Linked DNA regions of Homo sapiens: region 2 is linked to region 1. A link is an interaction called in ENCODE POLR2A ChIA-PET data of the cell type or tissue named here. Cell type or tissue: GM12878. All regions are shown on one strand. Links, peaks and the distances in the headings refer to the core of each region. The heading gives the core; the rest is flanking DNA.

The links. Peaks named below come from ENCODE experiments on the same cell type or tissue, not always from the same donor. Only the 100,000 strongest peaks of a DNase experiment are listed, where the experiment ranks them.
Region 2: POLR2A ChIA-PET joins it to region 1 with 5 read pairs; 2 of 35 experiments call an interaction of 5 or more read pairs at or near these places.

The regions. Positions count from the first base shown.
Region 1 is chr3:32,437,966-32,440,877 of GRCh38, forward strand. All of the region lies in intron 1 of CMTM7 (CKLF like MARVEL transmembrane domain containing 7), which reads left to right. Among named protein-coding and RNA genes, the nearest start is that of CMTM7, 48 kb to the left of the region's middle. In GM12878, for the core only: no CTCF peak of the experiment used is centred there; a DNase peak (open chromatin) is centred at 1,206; H3K27ac peaks cover 792 bases.
Region 2 is chr3:32,327,887-32,330,798 of GRCh38, forward strand. The region is part of intron 1 of CMTM8 (CKLF like MARVEL transmembrane domain containing 8); the gene reads left to right. Among named protein-coding and RNA genes, the nearest start is that of CMTM7, 63 kb to the right of the region's middle. In GM12878, for the core only: no CTCF peak of the experiment used is centred there; no DNase peak of the experiment used is centred there.

The DNA.
Region 1 (2,912 bases), core at 214-2,713:
AGAACAAACCGTTACGAGAGGAGCTAGAAGGCACCTTAAGAGGCAAGTGAACCCTTTGGACAGCATCACTTTGAAGTTACTCTACACAGAAACATCTGTCTTCCAGGAGCCTCCCAGCTGCTTCACTCCGTCCTGAAGTCAGAACCCCTACCTCCAGTCCTCTCTGAATTCAGGCGTGTTTGTGCATTTGCTTTTCTAACTGGGAACACGAAGACACCTGAGAGGGTTGGAGCTGGCGGGAGGAGGGCAGGGATAAACACCCCAGCGCCTTTTCCCCACTATTGTCTTGTTCTTTCTTCCACTTCACCTTTGCTTTCTTTTTTAACTTGTATATTAAGTTCAGGGGTACTTGTGTAGGTTTCTTATATGGTAAACTTGTGTCATGGGAGGGGGTTGTTGTACAGATTATTTTGTCACCCAGGAATTAAGCTTCTAAATAATTCAGGGGGCCCCAGCATTTGCAGAAGTTACCTACTGGCTTTAGAAGAATTTCTGAAAAGTTTGATGTCAGTCAAATCTTTTTTTTTTTTTTAACTTAATATGCTGGCTAAGATGCTGGCTATTTAAAGTTGGAATGAATGAATCCCTGGGCAAAAAGGAAGCTTTTAGGAGCACGCATAAGCACACACCATACTCTGGCTAAATTAGATTTTCTAAAATTGGGCTTTCCTAAAGAAAGTCATATGGTAGATGGCCATAGGCCCAGTGAACCGAATTCAGAAAGTGTTATTTCATGAGCAAGTTTCCCAGAAAGGTTCGAGATGTTTCTGATAGAGCAGGAATGTACTTCCTACTACACAGTACTCAGCCCTGGAGGCTCAGAGCAGGAAGACCTGACCTGCACAGGCCCCTTTTGTTGGCTGGGAAACTTCCACATCCCTGTGTCACCATGAAAAAGAGCTAACTTTGTCTTCAACGACGAGTTGGAAAATTATTTTAATCTCTGCATTAAACTAGATGCAAAATTGCCTCTCTACCTAGGAATCACGCTGCATAATCCCACATTATCTGCATTTTCAGTCATGCCTTGAATAATGATACTTGAGTTCTTGAGGAGGTCATTGTGGGGCTGGGAAGACCCCTAGACTTCCCCATGTAGATGTGGCCTGGAAGTAAGACTAACGTAGCAGCAAAGCCCTGGCGATCATGCACACTCCTGAGTAAGGCAGAGGTGTGAATCATTATATCACCATGGCTGGCTAGCTTCAGAGGAACCGAAAAAATGAAAACACTTGCGTTGCTCATTAGCAAAGGGAAATACACAAATGTTGAGGGACTCTTTGTGTCACAGCCACACTCTTCTGTTTCGATCTGGTAAGCAGAGCACTCTCCATACCTGCTTCAAGCTTCCAGCTGAGAGTTCTCTTTTAGCTGTTGTACCTATTGCTGAGGATCTTGATAGTGGGCTAGCAACAAGGGGCTTTAGAAAATAAGAGCATTTCAGCATCAACTGTTTTAACTGGAGTAAGATCCATTTTGTGATTTGATTTGATTTTTATTTTTTTAGAGACAGACTTTCACTCTGTCTTGCAGGCTGGAGTGCAGTGACGTGATAATAGCTCACTGCAACCTCAACCTCCTAGGCTCAATTGATCCTCCCACCTCAGCCTCCCAAGTTGCTGAGACCACAGGTGCATGCCACCACGCCCAGCTAGTTTTTGTATTTTTTGTAGAGACAGGGTCTTGCTTGTTGCCCAGGCTGGTCTCAAACTCCTGGCTTCAGGTGATCCACCCGCCTTGGCCTCCCAAAGTGCTGGGATTGCAGGCGTGAGCCTGGGATGCCAGGCATGCACCAGGCCCCATTTTGTGATTTAATTCTCATTGTAGACTGACATTTTCTATAGCAGAATTTTTCAACAGTAGTACTGTAGTTGAGGGGCCACATTTGGGGCTGGAGATGGGTAACTCTTTACTATGGGAGCTCTCCTATTTATTGCAGGGTGCTTAGCAGCACCCTGGGCCTCTACCCACTAAATGCCAGTAGCAACCCCCATCCCCGCAAATTGTGTAAACCAAAAATATATACACACATTGCCAAATGTCCCATAGGACACAAAATCATATACCCATACGCTAACACACCCATACACTAACACCACACGCATACACACACACACACACACACACACACACACACACACTTTAAGACTCGCTGCTCTGGCCAGGCGTGGTGGCTCACACCTGTAATCACAGCACTTTGGGGAGCTGGGGCAGGCAGATTACTTGAGTTCAGGAGTTTAAGACCAGTCTGGCCAACATGGTGGAACCCCCTCTCTACTAAAAATGCAAAAATTAGCTGGGCATGGTGGTGCATACCTGTAGTCCCAGCTACTCTGGAGGCTGAGGCAAGAGAATCGCTTGAATCTCGTAGGCAGAGTTGCAGTGAGCCAAGATCATGCTACTGCACTCCAGCCTGGGCAACAGAGTGAGACTCCATCTCAAAAAAAAAAGAATCACTCCTCCATAGGAGAGAGGCAGTGTATAAAATAATCTTTTTTCTAAATTGGTTGTGCATTTTAAATAGATTCCTGGCTGGAAACAATGGCTTACGTCCATAATCCCAGCACTTTGGGAGGCCAAGGCAGGGGGATTGCTTGAGCTCAGGAGTTTGAAACCAGCCTGGGCCACATGGCAAAACCCCGTCTCTACTACAAATATGAAAATTAGCCAGGCATGATGGCACACGCCTGTAATCCTAGCTACTTGAGAAGCTAAGGTGGGAGGATGACTTGAGCCCAGGAAGCAGAGGTTGCAGTGAGCTGAGATTGGTTCACTGCACTCCTGCCTGGGGAACAGAGCCAGACTCTATCTCAGAAAAACAAAAACTAAATAACTAAATAAATAAGTAGATTCTAAGATTTTACACACATTGAATCCCGTGTGTTACTGGTTTGTTCCCTACATGGAGTAGA
Region 2 (2,912 bases), core at 128-2,627, 110 kb before region 1:
CTATAAGGGTATGTGATTTTTGCAATCAAGAAAGCAATACTTGGCTGGGTGCAATGGCTCGTGCCTGTAATCCCAACATTTTGGGAGGCTGAGGCAGGAGGACTGCTTGAGCTCAGGGGTTTGAGACAAGCTTAGAAAACATAGTAGAACCTCATCTCTACAAAAAATTTAAAAATTAGCCTCATTTCTACAAAAAAAATTTTTAAGTGACGGCACAGTGGCCCATGCCTGTAATCCCAGCACTTTGGGAGCCCAAGGCACGTGGATCACTTGAGGCAGGGTTTGCCAAGACTAGCCTGGCCAACATGGTAAAACCCCATCTCTACTAAAAATACAAAAAATTAGCCAGGTATGGTGGCACACACCTGTAATCCCAGCTACTCAGAAGACTGAGGCATGAGAATTCATTGAACCCAGGAGGTGGAGTGAGCTGAGATCACACCACTGCACTCCAGCCTGGGTGATGGAGTGAGACCCTGTCTCCAAAAAAAAAAAAAAAAAAAAAAAAAGTAATCCCGGCTACTTGGGAGGCAGAGGTAGGAGAATCACTTGAGCTCAGGAGGTCAAGGCTCAAGGCTGCAGTGAGCTCTGATCGTGCCGCTGCAGTGAGCTCTGATCGTGCCACTGCACTCCAGCCTTGGCAACAGAGCAGGACCAAAAAAGAAAAAAAAAAAAAAAGCAACACTTAGTTGGTTTTTTGAAAAGATTGACAGAATTGACAAACCCTTAGCTCAACTATGAAAAAACAAAAATAACAACTATCAGAAGTGAAAGAAAAGACATTGCTAAAAAAAGTCAAAGTATCATAAAAGACTACTATGAACAATTATATGCCAACAAATTGGATAATCTAGAAGAACAGATAAACTTCTAGAAACCTACGACCTACCAAGACTGAATCATGAAAAATCTGAACAGACCCATAACTAGTAAAAAGATGGAATCAGTAACCAAAAACTTCCCAACAAAGAAAAGCCCAAGGCCAGATGGCTTCACTAGAAAATTCTACCAAATGTTTAAAGAAGAATTAACACCAGTCCTTGTAAAACTCTTACAAAAAATTGAAGAGAGAATGCTTTCAAACTTATTCTACAAGGCCATCATTACCTTGATACCAAAATGAGATAAAGATACTGTAAGTAAACAAAGATACTATACTACAAACCAATATCAATATTGATTCAAAAAAAAATTTTTTTTTTCCAATACAGAGTCTAGCTCTGTCACCCAGGCTGGAGTGCAGTGGTGCAATCACTGCAACCTCCACTTCGCAGGTTTAAGCGATTCTCTTGCCTCAGCCTCCTGAGTAGCTGGGATTACGGGTGCCCGCCACCAAGCCCGGCTAATTTTTGTATTTTTAGTAGAGGTGGAGTTTCACCATGTTGACCAGCCCGGTCTTGAACTCCTGACCTCAAGTGATCCACCCACCTCAGCTTCCCAAAGTGCTGGGATTACAGGAGTGAGCCACCATGCCTGGCCTCGTTAAAAAATTCTGAACAAAATACTAGTAAACCAAATTCAACGTAGTAAAAGGATTATATGTGTTCAACTGGGATTTATTTCTGAAATGCAAAGATGGTTCAACATGAAGACTGATGTAATACACCACATTAATGGAACGAAAGATAAAACCACATGATCATCTCAATTGATGCAGAAAAAGTACTTGGCAAAATTCAACACCGTTTCATGATAAAAACACTAAACACACTTGGAATAGAAGGAAATTACCTCAACATACTAAAGACCATATATGATAAGCCAACAGCTAATATCATATTCAGTGGTATAAAAAAGCTTTTTGTCTAAGACTAGGAATAGGGCAAGGATGTCTACTCTGACCACCTCTATTCAACATAAGACCAGAAGTCCTATCCAGGCGAGAAAGAGAAATAAAAGACATCCAAATAGGAAAAGAGTGATTATCTATGTTAACCAATGACATGACCTAGTACGTAGGAAACACTAAAGATTCTACCAAAAAAGCTGCTCAACTAATAAATTCAGCACAGTTGCAGGATACAAATTCAACACACAAAAAAATCAGTTGGCATTTCTCTGCACTAACAATGAGCAATCAAAAAAGGAAGTTAAGAAAATTCTATTTACAATAGAATCAAAAAGAATAAAACACTTAGGTAAAAGATGTTTACACTGAAAACTACAAAACACTGCTGAAAGAAATTAAAGGAGACATAAATAGAAAGACATTCTATGTTCATAGAGTGGAAAATGTAATATTGTTAAAATGTTCATATTATCAAAGATGATTCACAGATTCAGTGCAATCCCAGTCAAAATCCCAGTGGCATTTTTTTTTTTTTTTTTTTTGCAGAAATAGAAAAAAAATCCTAAAATTCCTATGGAACCACAAAGGACCCCAGAGAGCCAAAACAGTAGTAAGAAAGAAGAATAAAGCCACAGGCCCCATGCTTCCTGATTTTAAAAGGTGATACAAGCTGGGCATAGTGGCATGCTACTTGGGAGGCTAAGGCAGGAGACTTGAGCCTAGGAGTTTTGGGCTGTAGTGAACTATAATCTCACCTATGAATAACCACTGCACTCCAGGCTGGGCAACATAATAAGGCCCTTTTAAAAAATATGTATATGTTTGTTTTATATGTATATAAAACAAAGCTACAGTAATCAAAATAGTATGGTACTGGCATAAAGATAGACATATAGACCAATGGAACAGAATAGAGAGCCCAGTAATATACGCTCATATATGTAGTCAAAAGATCTATGGACTTTCCTAATTTATGATCAATATATGTCATTTATGGATAATAGATCACTTTCCAAATGGTCTATGGAAAAATGGACAAACATACCAAGACTACACAATGAGAAAGAAAGGACAGTCTCTTCAACAAATGGTTGGGAAAACTGGATATCCACATGCAAAAGAA